2 separate regions of the Homo sapiens genome follow, and region 2 is linked to region 1. Evidence: read pairs that join two places in POLR2A ChIA-PET (ENCODE). Cell type or tissue: GM12878. All regions are shown on one strand. Links, peaks and the distances in the headings refer to the core of each region. The heading gives the core; the rest is flanking DNA.

Evidence for each region. ChIA-PET counts read pairs that join two places held together with the same protein. Peaks named below come from ENCODE experiments on the same cell type or tissue, not always from the same donor. Only the 100,000 strongest peaks of a DNase experiment are listed, where the experiment ranks them.
Region 2: POLR2A ChIA-PET joins it to region 1 with 5 read pairs; 2 of 35 experiments call an interaction of 5 or more read pairs at or near these places.

Annotation. Positions count from the first base shown.
Region 1 is chr4:48,209,548-48,217,401 of GRCh38, reverse strand. All of the region lies in intron 2 of TEC (tec protein tyrosine kinase), which reads left to right. Among named protein-coding and RNA genes, the nearest start is that of TEC, 56 kb to the left of the region's middle. RefSeq lists enhancers at 4,853-4,902, 4,923-4,982, 5,513-5,572, 6,642-6,781. In GM12878, for the core only: no CTCF peak of the experiment used is centred there; a DNase peak (open chromatin) is centred at 5,058; H3K4me3 peaks cover 1,991 bases; H3K27ac peaks cover 3,587 bases.
Region 2 is chr4:48,529,766-48,537,619 of GRCh38, reverse strand. FRYL (FRY like transcription coactivator) reads left to right here. Exons shown (of 64, transcript NM_015030.2): 48 at 1,793-1,963; 49 at 2,935-3,075; 50 at 6,267-6,464. Among named protein-coding and RNA genes, the nearest start is that of ZAR1, 43 kb to the right of the region's middle. In GM12878, for the core only: no CTCF peak of the experiment used is centred there; no DNase peak of the experiment used is centred there.

The sequences.
Region 1 (7,854 bases), core at 2,604-6,603:
GGCTGGGCGCGGTATCTCACGCCTGTAATCCCAGCACTTTGGGAGGCCGAGTTGGGCGGATCATGAGGTCAGGAGTTCGAGACCAGCCTAGCCAACATGGTGAAACCCCGTCTCTACTAGAAATACAAAAATTAGCTGGGCATGGTGGCGGGCACCTGTAATCCCAACTACTCGGGAGGCTGAGTCAAGAGAATCGTTTGAACCTGGGAGGCAGAGGTTTCAGAGAGCTGAGATCACGCCATTCCGCTCCCACCTGGGTGACAGGGCAAGACTCCATCTCAAGAAAAAAAAAAAATCACTTGTTACTGTTTACCATCTCTCTCGTTTCCTCCCCTTCTAGCTTAATTTTTTATTATTTTGTATTAAAACAGTTGTCAGGCATGCAGAGCTTTTTATGGGGTAATTACTACTAAATGAAGAGAGGAGTTTAATCAAAGGTTTGGTCCTCCTGCAACTTAAGAGTAGAAACAATAGACATATTCTAGATCTTGAAAAACACTCTTTGATCTGGCTGTGATAGTTGTGTTTTATTCATTTGATTATTTGTATTATGATGAGAGAAAGGCTATATGAAAAATCAGCATTGTTGTTCAGAAATGGTATTACTTAATTTAATTTAGTCATAAAACTTGTCCGTCAGCAATTTTTAGTGATATCAGAAAGTTGAGTTTTAAGCAAAGTTTTATTTAGCTATTTTTCCACTGAACATATTCAAGACTGTGACATAGGAACTGAAGGCAATTACAAAAAGAATGATTCCTAGAATATTTGGAAAATGGCATTGTAGTTGAAATAAACATAGTGTTTCTACCCACCCCTCTTCTCCTACCTGTCTACCTTGAAAAAAAATTGTCTTAATTTGAAATGTATGTAACTTCTTGCATTTTTTTTAAAAAAGAACTACATTTGACATCACAATTTGTGTAACTTGAGTTGTATTTCTCCTTTTATGCTATGAACTACTGGGCTGAGGAATTCTTAGAAATCTTTGAAATTACTTCCTTGTAATTAATAGTTTCTAGAAAGTGTTTATTTTGAAGATAGGGATGATAGCATTTACACTGGAAGACAGTTTAAAAAGAGACCAAATTATGAGTGGAGGAATCCTTGGTGGCAAGAGTATAGACCTGTATACAGTTTTTTGTTTTTTTTTTTTTCCTGGGGCGTAGAGATTGGGGAAGGCCACTTGGCCAAGGGTGAGAATGTGAGCAATGATGGGCAGAGAGAGTCCATTCAATGCAGAGGGAACAGCAGGTGCAAAGGCCCTGGGGTGAAAGGGGACTTAGTGTGTTTGTGGAACTGTTCTGTTCTGAGGCCTATAAAGATTTATAAAGCAAATAATTACAAGAGGATAAATACAAGGAGATAGTTGATTTGTTAGTAATAAGGAGGAATCATGCAATTTTAGAGCTTAAAGAGACTTTAAAGAATCACCTCCAGATTTTTCACTTGTGAAAACTGAAGATAAGGAGATGGTTTGCTCCAGGTCACCTAGTGAGCTGGTTGTTAAGCCTGGACCCAAGCTCATATCGAATATTTCTGGATCATGCTCTCTGAGTGCACTGCCTTAGTTCTGGAAAGGATGTGTCTGGGTTGCCCAGTGGATAAGGACTCTAATTCTATACAGTGTCAATAATATGGTTGTTATAATGGATACCATCTAGTGACTATTCAGACTCCTTTGCTTGCAAATACCGATGCTCTTTGTCTTACGACAGGGTTACCTCTTGATAAACCCATTGTAAGCTGAAAATGTATTTGGGACACCTAACCTACTGAACATTGTAGGTTAGCCTAGCCTACCTTAAATGTGCTCAGAACACTTACATTAGCCTGCAGTTAGGCCAAATCATCTAGCACAAGCCTATTTTATTTATTTAATTAATTATTTTTTTGAGACAGGGTCTCACTCTATTGCCCAGACTGGAGTACAGTGGCGCAATCCCAGCTCACTGCAGTCTCCACCTCCCAGGCTCAAGTGATTTTCCTGCCTCAGCCTCCCAGGTAGCTGGGATTATAGATGCGTGCCACCACGCCTGGCTAATTTTTATATTTTTAGTAGAGATGGGGTTTCGCCATGTTGGCCAGGCTGGTCTTGAACTCCTGACATCAAATGATCCACCCACCTCAGCCTCCCAAAGGGCTGAGATTACAGGCGTGAGCCACTGCGCCCGGCACAGGCCTTTTTATAAAAAAGTGTTGAGTATCTCATGTAATTTAAAAAATTATTTTAATTAGTTTTATTTTTTGAGATGGAGTCTTGCTTCGTAGCCCAGGCTGGAGTGCAATGGCATGATCTTGGCTTACTGCAACCTCCGCCTCCCGGGTTCAAGCGATTCTCCTGCCTCAGCCTCCCACGTAGCTGAGATTACAGGTATGATCCACCTCGCCTGGCTAATTTTTGTATTTTTAGTAGAGACAGGGTTTTGCCATGTTAGTCAGGCTGGTCTTGAATTCCTCACTTCTTGTCACCTGCCCACCTCAGACTCCCAAGGTGCTGGGATTACAGGAGTGAGCCACTGTGCCCGGCCTAATTATTTTTATTTTTGAGACAGGGTCTTGCTCTGTCATCCGGGTTGGAGTGCAGTGGTGTGATCTCAGCTCACTGCAACCTCCACCTCCTGGGCTCAAGCAATCCTCCCATGTCAGCTTTCCTAGAAGCTGAGACCACAGGCACATACCACCACGCCTGGCTATTTTTTTTGTATTTTTAGTAGAGATGGGGTTTTGCCATGTTGCCTAGGCTGGTCTCAAAATCCTGAGCTCAAGTGATCCACCCGCCTTGGCCTCCCAAAGTGCTGGGATTACAGGTGTCAGCCACCACACCCAGTCCTCATGTAATTTATTAAATACTGTACTAAAAGTGAAAAACAGAATGGTAGTATGGGTACATGAAGTATGGTTTCTACTGAATATGTATTGCTTTTGCATCATCATAAATTTGAAAAATCGTTAGGTCAAACCATAACTTGGGACTGTCTGTGCTTGTCACTTTCCTACCTTTGAAGCTTTGGTCCTGCTGTGCCTAGCAGTTCTCCTTCTCCTGTCTATTTACTCAAGTCTCATCCCAAATCCTTTTAAGTGGGAGGCTTTGTACACCCCTCTGGTTATACATGCCTTGCCCTTTCTGAATTCCTGTTTAAATGTAATTTCCTGTTAAATGTATATGTGTTATGATTATTGCCTTTTTTTCTCACCGGCTACATAATAATTTCCTTGAGGGAAGAAGTTGTTTTGTAATTTAAACATATCACACACAATACCTCGCACCCATTAGCCTTTTAAAAAAGTTTTTGTTGGTAGTAATTACAATGGTGATGATCAGTAAATATTTAAAGTAAGCAAAAAGATCTTTAATATAAAGATCTCACATTGTGAGAGTTACTCCCCACATAATTTTGTTCCATTTTATTTTTTGAAGTGGTGCATTATTTAAATTTAGAAACAGCTGGGCATAGTGGCTAGCACTTATAATCCCAGTTACTCAGGAGGCTGAGGTCAGAGGATCACACCCAGAAATTTTTTTTCAGGGACAGAGTCTTGCTATGTTGTCCAAGAGTTTACGTCTAGCCTGGGCAACATAGCAAGACTATCTCTTAAAAAAAATCTAAAACAAGGGTATGTTTTAATTCAGTATTTATTAGTATTAATCTCTCCCCCAAACTAGATGTGGACATTATTATAAACAAAGTTATCAACTGTCAAAAGAAATCACATGACAATTTAAGAAAGTGATACTACATTTTGAGTTGTTTCTAAAACTATTTCAGACACACCAACTGTTAGCCATAGGTTGATGCTGGTCAGGTACGTGTAGAAAATTATATGCAGAAAGGAGCTTAGAAACACTTGTGTTACTCAGCAATTAATTCTATTATTACTTTTTTAGGAGGACTTCTGATGTTATTACCTTTTAGTTTTGTGAATATACTGTACTTCTGAGATAAATAAATATTAATGTTCACTGATTACTACTTCAGATAAAAATACCATTTTGGTCTTCTTACCAAAGCTCTTCATTTACCTTTTTTACTTTTCATATTAGAAAACTTTCTCAAAGTTTCGCATGATTCTACATTGGTAAGCCCCTGAAAAGAAAATACTACAAAATATGTGCAATATTGTTTGTTAAATAAAATTAAACGAGTAAGCAAGAGACTGAGGTGAAATTGCAAAATGATTTTTAATAGATTATTGGAAAGGAATTTTTCCCCATTACCTAGTTAGATGACATGTTTCTTATTCTATCTTTATTCCAAGCAATCACATAGGCATTGCTGTTAATTTTATTTGCGACTACGAAAGTCACATGGATAGGTGTAATTCCTTACTCATAAGATTGTAAAATATAAATTTTGTGCCTTTGAGAGGAATATGTTTATAATTTCCTGGTAGAAGTATCTTTTATTTGTAATATGGGACTCAGCTCATTTGTTTTACTTTCTTCATCACTTGTACAACAAAGATTTAGTGAGTGTGTACCCAGTGCTAGGGATGGAGTAATTAAAAGATGAATGGTTCTGGCCTCATTAAGCTTACAATCTGATTAAGCTATAGTTCTACCTCTGTGGGTTCATAATGACATACTTTGTTATGCTACCTCTGCTGTGCTATGAAGGGGGTCTCTTGAGACCTGGCGTTCTTACCTTGTGTGCCACCGTTGTTTGCACTTGCCCACGGGACTCTCAACTTCACTGGACATTGGGTTTCCAAGTGTAATATGGGGCAGTTGTGCCTAGAGGATTTCAAGGTTTCCTCCTGTTCTTACATTTTACATAGCACAGATCCCACAGAAATATCAGTGTTTTGTATACATACTTGCATTGTTCTGTTGTCTTCAGTGCCCCATAAAGTATAACTGTAAACAACCCACAGATTTGCCCACGGACTATTTTACAAGTGAAGAAACTAGGGGACAGTGTTCTCTGAAGTGACATCCCATCTGAGGAGGCGAACCAAGATGTCTTATCTTTCGGGCGAGTGTACTGTTAAACCACACTGTTCTACTTCCCACAAAGGGGGACTTCCTTAAACAGTAACTTCACTGACCACCTCTATTCATATGTTTCCTTCCTCCTTCCCTTCTTTGGCTGTATAGATAACAAACCTTGCAACGGGTGTTCTTTTACCAGTGGTTCATTTATGTTTGTTTTTTTCCGCACTGTACCCCTGTGAGGTGTTAGGAACCCTGTGCATTTAAGTAAATTAGAATTGTGCAGAAAAGAGAGACCAGCAGAAAAAAAATATTTCTGTGAATGCTTTTATATACATATATATATATATATATATATTTTTTTTTTTTTGAGACAGAGTCTCACTCTGTCACCCAAGCTAGAGTGCAGTGGCATGATCTCTGCTTGCTGTAGCCTCCGCCTCCGGGGTTCAAGTGATTCTCATGACTCAACCTCCTGAGTAGATGGGACTACAGGTGCGTGCCACCACGCCTGGCTAAGTTTTTGTATTTTTAGTAGAGATGGGGTTTTACCGTGTTGCCCAGGCTGGTCTCAAACTCCTGAGCTCAGACAATCCACCTACCTCGGCCTCCCAAAGTGCTGGGATTACAGGCATGAGCCACTGTGCCCAGCCTGTGAATGCTTATATTAAAGAAGCTGAAAAGGGTTATGCTTAGGTGGTAAGGCTCAAGAACTTTAAAGTGAGTTTTGTTAAATGGTACATTTCATATATACTTTAAGTGATTCTTCTTAAAGAAAACTCACAAGTGACTCAAAGATGAATTTATTCACGTTCATTGTCTATCTCAACAGCAGAGAAACTGTCACAGTTGAAGACTCCTGGACATTTACTGCAATATATTTGTAATTTAGTTTAACACTTTAGAAAATAGTAAAGTAAGCTCATTTTTGGGTTAACTTATCCTGACTAGGACTGATTGTAGTACAATATAAGGATAAATAGTAAAACTTTGAATTTTCTTGGAAAATGATGAGCAGCTTGATGCTAATGATCAGATATAATTAAAAAAATTTTTTTTGAACCTCAGAGTGATTTTTTTATTTTCAGACTTCACAATCACTTTCTAATGATAGGTGTTCTGATGAAAATATCTGCAGGAAACAAGACCAAAATTCACTGGATGAGATAATATATTTCTTGAAGTTCTAGAATCAGCTTATCAGCTGTATTCTGTTCCTTCTTAGTTGTAGGAAACTTTAGCTGTGGTCTAGGTCCATCTCTGAGTTTACAGAATTTCTGTGAAGTTAGGGAGTGAGAGACTAAGAGGATGGACTCTTGTGCCAGATTATCTGGGTTCAAATTCTAAATCTGTTACTTATTAATTGCATGACCTAGGACAAATTACTTAATCTCTCTGTGTCTCACCTTTAAACTGGGGAGAATAATAATACTTCCCTCATAGGAGTTTTTGAGGGGTAAATGGATCAGTATAGATAAAGTGGCTAGGATAGGTCCTGGTAGGTAAGTGCATGTAAGCAGCTGTTATTATTATATACATAAGGTAGGTTGCATTGTTGCCCATTGTGTCTTTACATGTTTCAGTCTTTGCTCTTGCCTCTGTTTTTTCCCAGATATCAATGCATTTGCAATGAGTGTAATTGTGTCATTGTGTTATTAGGTCACTAATCACAGGTGATTCACTCTTTAAATTGATCTGTGGTGCTGGTAGTCTGGTTATGTTTTGGAGTTCTGGTAACTGGTGGAAATGCATACCTCGGGTAGGTTCATGTGTTTGACATCTCTGAACCATGTTCATGGAACTCTGTTGGGGGTCGTCTGCTGTGGATGTTTTTCTCTGGATGTTTGCCAGTGGTACACATATCGATAGGGTGCCAGTTGTGGTAACTGTGGTGTTGCTTTCTCAGTTTTAGTTTTTCTTTCCTCCCTCTTCCTCCTCCTCCTCCTCATCATCCTCCTCCTCCTCCTCCTCCATTTTTTTTATAAAGAGGCAGTCTCATTCTGTCACTCAGACTGGAGTGCAGTGGTGTGGTCATAGCTCACTGCAGCCTCAAACTCCTGGGCTCAAGGGATCCTCCCACCTTGGCCTCCTAAGGACCAGGATGACAGGCACGTGCCACTATTCCTGCTAATTTTTTGTTTTTAGTTTTGTAGAGATGGAGTCTTGCTATGTTGCCTAGGCTGGTCTTAAACTTCTGGCCTCAAGGGATCCTCCTGCCTCAGCCTCCCAAAGTGCCAAGATTACAGGCATAAGCTACCGAGTCTGACCAACTTTACATTTTTATGACAACAGAGGTGGGTCTGCTATGGAGTTAAAGAAAAGTAAGCTTTAGGCTCTTTCAATTCCATAGCCCTTCCTAAGGCCTCTGGAAGGGCCCCAGAGCTTTTGCATTTATGATTTTGCATTTTAGTTTTATTTTTAATTTTTAATTGACAAAGATTTCTCCTCCAAAGTGTTTAAGCTTCAGATCCCTCAAAATCTGGATCTGCCTCTGTAGAGCACATAACATTTCATTTGTTCTAATATCTGACAATTTCTGCAAACTCTGACAGTGAAATACTCTCAAACATTTCCACTGTAAAACAGCTAATAAACAAGCATGTTTACAATTGGTTTATGTTCTCTAAGTTCTTCCTTTGAAAAACAAAGTGGTGTGTCTCTACTTTAATCTGTTAATTTTATTTCCCTGAATAGAGTTAAACAGTTGTTGTTTTTGAAGTCCTATACTTTTCTTGTTAAATGTATTCCTATTTTATAGTTTTAGCTACTCTTGTGAATAGGTTTTTTTCCCCATGATATGTTGTAATTATTGTTAATATATCATCAAGCTTGATTTTTTATAAATCTATTTTTTTTGAGACAAAGTCTCACTCTGTTACCCAGGCTGGAGTGTATTGGTGTGTTCACAACTCACTGCAGCC
Region 2 (7,854 bases), core at 2,436-6,435, 320 kb before region 1:
TCTCCGTATGCTTTTAGCAACCTGCAGGATGTGAATTAAATTGGTTCCTTAATTATTCTCCCACTTATAACTGTAGAGAGTAATTTTCTGCCATTATGTGCTCCTTCATTATGCAAATATCCCTAGTTCTACTGTTTGTGCCTTTGGAGAGCACAGAATTTCAAAATGAGGCAACACTTAGGACAAATATTTTTCTCTTTAGTGATTCGTTATGGCAAAAATAGTATGCTAAAAAAGTTTGTTATAAAACACACTCTTTTTGGATCGTATTTTAACCTGGCATTTCAAAAATTCCAAAATTAAATCTGTCACTTGTTCTATTATAAAATTGCACAGCAGATATTCCAAGGAATTTTCTCCCTTTTCAAAAAATAAGTTTTTTAAAATCATTCCTTAAAAAAATTATTTAAGAATGTAAGAATTCTCTAAGAATGTTTTATTCTTCAGGAAAGTTTTTTATGTTTTAAAGAATTTAACAACTTGAGAAGTTATAAAATTATGCGATTTTTAATAATATGTTAAATTATTATATTTTGAAATGCAAATAAGAGATACCAACCCATTTTTTCTTTTTCTTTCTGGTGTCTGTTTTATGGGCAAAACACTACTGCATGAAATCAGCTGGTTTTAATGATTGTATAAAATAACTTCCCAGGTACTACTGTGTTAATAGTCTATGCACGACCTTGCATAACCTTTATATTTTGTGCTTGTTCCATGATAATGTCCAAATGATGAATTTGAGGCCCTCCAAGCCTATTAAACATCTTCCGAATTACCAAAATTAGTGATATTCATTTGAAAGTTGAAGATGTATATATTTAAAAGGACAGTTTCTTTACCAAATGCTGTAGGTAGTTGTAAAAATACATACAAAACATCCATAAGATAGAAGAATAAGGAAAAGGAAAACTAAAAGCAGAAATGACAATGAGGTTAGCCTTTTATGACAGATTGGTATGTAAGAGTAGCATGGCCTTTTTCCAGTTCTGCATAGCTCAGGTGTCCCCTGGGAGAGGCCAGGGAACATCCTCACCAATAACCCAGGGAACAAACAGACTAAGAAGTGCATTCAGTCAGTAAAATTCCCCCCAAACATTAGTTGGTTCAGATTCTTTAATATTGTATCAAACAAACATGAGAGTCAGTACATTTTGGAGTAGCCTTTAAAAGATTGGCCGAGGATCTTAGAGCTTTAGGTGATTTCCGGAAGAGCAGTTTGAGGTCCACCATGCAGACTGTCATCCATTGGAGATTCTGGACTCCAGATTTCATCAGAGCCCCAGTGATGTCCTTTGACTGTCACACATGTTGAGGCTGTTTGCAACTGACTGCTCTACTGAGATACCCCGGGCACAGCTGGAGGCTGAAGCATTTCCTCCCAGTCACAGCAGCTCGGAGCCTCCCTGAGAATTCCCTAGTTATATCTGCCTGTGTAGTCACTTGTGCACTGATCCATCCTGGGTTTGACAAAGCAATTCCAAAATGATGTCCCGAGTTCACACCATACATGGTTTCTGCCAGAGACAGTTTACAGATCTTCAGACTGAAGAAGGCCGTACTATTTAGTACCCACAAAGACATTAATCCTCTTTCTGTATTAGCTCTTACTATTCTGTGAAGAATGCCTTGTGCTTTTTTTCTCGTTTCACTTTTCTAACGTATTGAAGTAAAATGCATTAAAACCAATATACATCTAAATTATTTCATTAAGCGAATACATTTAGCATAAAATCAAGTTAAACTTGTGTCTTTATTTTAGGTGAATGAAATAATTTTATTTGTTTTCTAGGTTTGTGCAGAAGAAAAATGCCCAACACTTGTCAATCTGGCACACATGATGAGTTTGTACAGTACACACACGTATTCCAGAGACTGTTCTAACTGGATCAATGTCGTGTGCAGATACCTGCATGACTCCTTCTCAGATACAACATTTAATCTTGTGACTTATCTTGCAGAGGTAAATTTACCAAAAATATTTTCTTATTTACTATATATATATGTGTGTGTGTGTGTGTGTGTGTGTGTGTATGTGTATATATATACACATATATATATTTTAACTACTCTGTGGCACCTTATCAAGTTGATTTATATGCAGAAGCAGCACTGGTATTAACTGATATTCAAATTGTCTGACAGTCAACATAGTTAACAATTTTTTAAGATAAAAATATAAGTTACTTCCTATCAAGTGTAAAAGAAGTTTTTATAAAGGTGGGTTTTTTTTCCATGTCCAGTGTTTATATCCTTATTTACTGTCCTTAAGTGACATGAAACTCAAAATAATATACACTTTACCTAATTAAAAATGGAAAATGGGTTTTTAGTGGTCCTGATCCTAGAGAATGGTTATAATTTTTATTTCTACAAAATTAGGTTTTAGCTTAGAAATCTTTTCTAGAATAATAATTACAGCATACAAAAGTATTTCTTCTGGAAAAGTTTTTAGTTTGATGATACATTTGCTTCCTATCTAAAATATGATTTTGAGACAGCAAAAAATGGATGATAAAGTAGCCCTAGAACAGCACAAAAAGTTAATATCTATTTGATGCCTAAGAAGTAACTTTATACCCAGAAAAGTAAATTACTAAGTAGATAGGCACAAAGAGAAAGTCAAAAGCAAGAGATTCCTAGTCACTAAAAATGTTTGTCAGTTTATAATAAAGTAATACCTACTAAATTAGTTAAGGAAATAAAACACCATGATTTAGATGAAAAGTTATCGTCTAATTCTCCTTTCTGAACCAAGGAAAAATAACAGTAATAGACTCTGCCTTTCACTTTATTAGTCTCTAGATTTCTAATCCACATAACTATAAACTCATAGGCTAAATCTATGTTTTCCAACCTGTCAAATGTAAATATTGAGTTTTTATTCAACCTGATTAAAGTATACTTTAATATTACTTTTAACATTATTTTTAGCTGTTAGAGAAAGGATTGTCCAGTATGCAGCAATCATTACTACAGATTATTTATAGTCTATTGAGTCATATTGACCTGTCTGCAGCCCCAGCCAAGCAGTTTAATCTGGAGATCATAAAGATTATTGGCAAATATGTACAGGTGAGTGACCACAAAACTTACATATAACATTTTTCATCTAAAAATGATTTATAATCACACAATATTGGAAATGCCTTAAATGTCGAAGAATGGGGAAGTGGTTCAACCATAAATCGTGTTTTCAGGATATTTGCAGTATGGAAAATGTTCTCAATGTAAGTGACAAAAACCAGAATCAGAATTAGTATGATTTCTACTTTTCGTATTAACAATTTCTGTAATGTTCTGTAATGACAGGAAGGAATGCATATACACATTGCAGCAGTCAAAACTCTGGAAATTAGGACTGTGACTCATTGGTTGTTTTTGTTTTTGTTTTGAGAAGGAGTCTTGCTCTGTTGCCCAGGCTGGAGTGCAGTGGCGCAGTCTCGGCTCACTGCAGCCTCTGCCTCCTGGATTCAAGTGAGTCTCCTGCCTCAGCCTCCTAAGTAGCTGGGATTACAGGCATGTACCACCACACCCAGCTAATTTTTGTATTTTTAGTAGAGATAGGTTTCACCATGTTGGCCAGGCTGGTCTCGAACTCCTGACCTCAGGTAATCTGCCCACCTCAGCCTCCCAAAGTGCTGGGATTACAGGCGTGAGCCACCGTGCCTGGCCTCATTGTTCTTTCTTTCTTCGTACCTTTCTGTTTTTTAACGAGATTCTACTTAGTGGGCATACACTACTTTTAGAAACAGAAAACCTCTTTGAAGAGTTTGCATTTTAGAGATTTTTTTGTGTGTCTGATAAAAAGTGCCAGATATTTAGAAAGTGGAAAATTAAACTTGATTTAAATGTAAATGATGACAAGTCGGCCTGGTCTTTGCTGAATTTCACCTTTGAAATTCAGTTAAGCTGTCGGTTTGAGCTACCAGTTAAGAAAGCTTTGCATTGCTGAGCAGATCAGTAGGATGGATACAACTCACCAAAGAGAACAAGCTCATTAACAACCTTAATAGATTAATATGTTGTGTTTATACTCCAGTTACGTTTGCATTCACTAGAGCAGAACTTAGAATGGGAAATACTTAGCTGGCAAGGAATTTATTCTAGTTCATATCTGAAAGTAATAAAACTGTAGTAAAATGTTTTCAGTGATTCAGTTATGTAATCCACATTACCTCTTACATTCCCTTGAAAATCAGTGATTGCAGATATCAAAAAAACGGGAGATTTTCTGGTGGCCCTATTTATCTTGTGTCTTATCCTTCAGTGAGTGAGGCTTTACCAGATAGCAGTTATATCTCTTTCTAAAGCACATTTCTCTTTTCTTCTTAAGCCTTAAAAAAAAAAAACTTATAAAATATTTGCTATATTTCACATAGAAACATATACCACATTGAATTCACTACCTTCTGAACCATAGGTACATTTCTTATGTTCAGAACCACAAGCTCAACTTGCCAGTGGACAAGCAGATAACCAGAAGGAGCATAGATTTGTGGCTAAGTGAACTGCACACTCCCCATCTCAAAGGAGAAACACAACTTAGCTTCCTCTGGTGGTTTTCATGTTAGAATATGGGTCCAGTGTGGCAGACTTCTCACTTTAAGAGAAGCTGGAAATCTACATTTTTCTGTAAAATCTCCTGATTTTAAAATGTTGACTCAATTTTTTTTCCAGATTTCTTTATAAATGTGTGAATCAAGATCATATTTAGCTGATGGCTCATCACAGCTGCTGGCTTGTGCTTTATTAAACAACTAAATATTTCACAGAATTGAATTATCGATAGTCTTTTACATTTAAACACAACCAGCAATATAATTTATGAAAACATCCCTAAAGTTTAGCATTTCATGATGCCCAGAGATTGTAATTATTTCTGTCAGAAAAAATATGATGATTATTTCTACTTAGTCATGATTTTGTTAAATATAAACTTTTTTTTGTTTTGTTTTGTTTTTTTTGAGATGGAGTCTCTGTTGCCCAGGCTGAAGTGCAGAGGTGCGATCTTGGCTCACTGCAACCTCCGCCTCCTGGGTTCAAGGATTGTCCTGCCTCAGCCTCCCAAGTAGCTAGAATTAGAGGCACATACCACCATGCCTAGCTGATTTTTGTATTTTTAGTAGAGATGGGGTTTCACCACATTGGCCAGGCCGGTGTCAAACTCCTGACCTCAAGTGGTCTGCCTGCATTGGCCCCCCAAAGTACTGGGATTACAGGCGTGAGCCATTGCTCCCGGCCTTTAAACTACTTTTTACAGTGCTGTTCTTAAAATGTCACAGTATCATGTAGACCTTTTTATTATCAAGTATTTTGTGTTTTAGGTGTCTTCATAGCAAGATGTTATGAACTCAATTGGATAACCCAATTCTGCCAAAGATTTTTTACTTCCTTTTTTGGTGTCTTAATGGTTATTTTTCCTTCCTCAGATATCAGCTGTGAAAGAATATGTATAATATAATACAAGGTTGAGATGTGATTTTTGGTACCATAAGTAAGAAGTAGTTTTTTCTATGTATCCTTTTCAGTGGGTGGTAAAAGAAAGATATTATAAAGTCTTTATCAAACATTCACTGTTCTCTACATATACATCTAGCTCATAAATAATTCCTAGATTTCATTGGTAGGAATATACAAAACTAAGACAAGCAGAAAAATTTTTTTAAAATAGCCAAAATATGTAGGGAAGAAAAAAAAACCTCACCCTACACAACTCAGTAATCCCTGAGAACATCACATTAGCATGGTATCTACTCTCAGTATTTGGGGCCTGGGCCATCAAGAAAAAAAGACTTAACTGTATTTTAGTATTTTAATATTTTTATGTCTAAAAAGGAAGGTATTCGTTAAAAAATTTTTATCTGCAAAGACTTAAAATACTTAAATTTTAGAGTCTCAAAGCTATAAACTTCATTCAGCTAAAAGCTGACGTATATACAAATGTTTTGTTTACCACTACTGCCAAGTTACTGTATTAGTCTGTCCAAATTAATGATAATTACAAAGCACTTATTGGGAGAAAAGCAAGATATTTCAGTTGGGTAGCATTATTACACATATGGTATCTGATAAATCTAACAGTACAAATAATAACTTGTGTTTTCTTTCCTTTTGTAACTCAAACCTTTCATTAAGGATCTTCAAAATGAATAATTTTTACAAGTATTTTTGTAGAAATAATATTTTTATGGTGTACAGTAAATTGTTGTTCTTAGTTGAATGTGCATTTGTAACTTTTACGTGTCAATTATTTTTTAAACCAGAGTCCTTACTGGAAGGAAGCCCTTAACATATTAAAGCTGGTGGTGTCACGCTCTGCGAGTCTTGTCGTACCCAGTGATATCCCCAAGACCTATGGAGGAGATACAGGTTCTCCTGAAATATCCTTCACTAAAATTTTTAATAATGTTTCTAAGGAGTTGCCTGGGAAGACCTTAGATTTTCATTTTGATATATCTGAGGTAAGATGCTCAGAAATTGATGAAGTTACTCTACTAGGAATTTTCATTTGTTTATTTATTCATTCTTTGATTTAACAAACATTGATTGAGCTCATACCCAGTGTTAGACAATATGATAGCTGTTATGAACAACCAAGTGGGGATGGGGAGAAGGCCTGCTGTTAGAAAGCTTACTGTCTGTTAGAGAAACAGACTATACATTCCCCATCTAAAAGAAACGCCACAACTTAGCTTCCCAACAGTGTTTAGCTTAACAACTAAACATAGTAATCAACACTCGGCTGGAATACATTAAAAGTGCTAGGGGAGTATGTAGCATCTATCTAAAGGAGTGGTTTCAGAAAGGAACCAACATCTGAGCTGAGTGTTGAAAGACAAGTAATTCTAGACAGGCATCTATGGCAGTTTGGGGAGGGGAGGTTAAATGCAAAGAAATGGAGAATGTGTGAATGAAGGCTTGTAAGCGTGAGAAAGCATGGTGTTCCAGACACTTCCAACTAGTACCGCCTACCTTGGGCACAGAGTTCAAAAAAATGCAAGTAGAGTGTGATGAGACATGAGGCTGAAGGCATAGGAAGGGGCAAGATCATGGGGATCTTGCATTTCATAGTAACAAACTGGTTTTATCTAAACCAGTAGGAGCTCTTAAAGGATTTTTAGTTGGCGTATTAGGGTTTGCATTTTAGGAGGATCACTCTAGCCACAGGATAGAAAATAGAGCAGGGAGGAGGAGAGGACAGTTGGTAAGGAATCTGTTAGAAGAATTTGGGCAAAAGATAATGTGGGACTGTCCCAAGACAATTGCAGAGGTAATGAAGAAGGAAGAGAGATGGTTTACAAAAAGACCAAGGAAGTAACTGATGGGATTTAATGGGAAAGTGGGGAAGAGGCATCAAGGATTTGATGAATGGCCTTGACAGGTAGATCAATGTTGCACCACTCAAGAGAGTGGGAATGCAGGAACAGATCTTACAGCAGGGAAGGAGAGGGGGCAATGAGTTCCGTCTTGGACATGTTGACTCAGAAGTGACCCAGAAACATACTAAAGGAGGTGCCTGGTGGTCAGTTAAATTTTGGGATCTGAAGTTTTAGAGGAAAACTTGGGTGGAAGTAACAAATTAAGGGTTTCAGTGTTGTATAAGTGAATGGCTGAAACCATGGAAGGAAAACTGAAAAGAACAGAAGGCAACAACTAAAGGAAACCTGAGAAACTGGATATTTTAGGACTAGACAGAAGCAGGGGCCATCAGTCCAGAAGGAACCCTGGAGCCTGGCTATGCTGTATATTAATAAAAATCTCACTTAAAGATTTCTCATCCTTGCTGAGAGTCCCGATTTTTTTTCCCTCTGGCACCTGAGCCCACTCTTGGTGCCTTGGTGCCATTGAAGT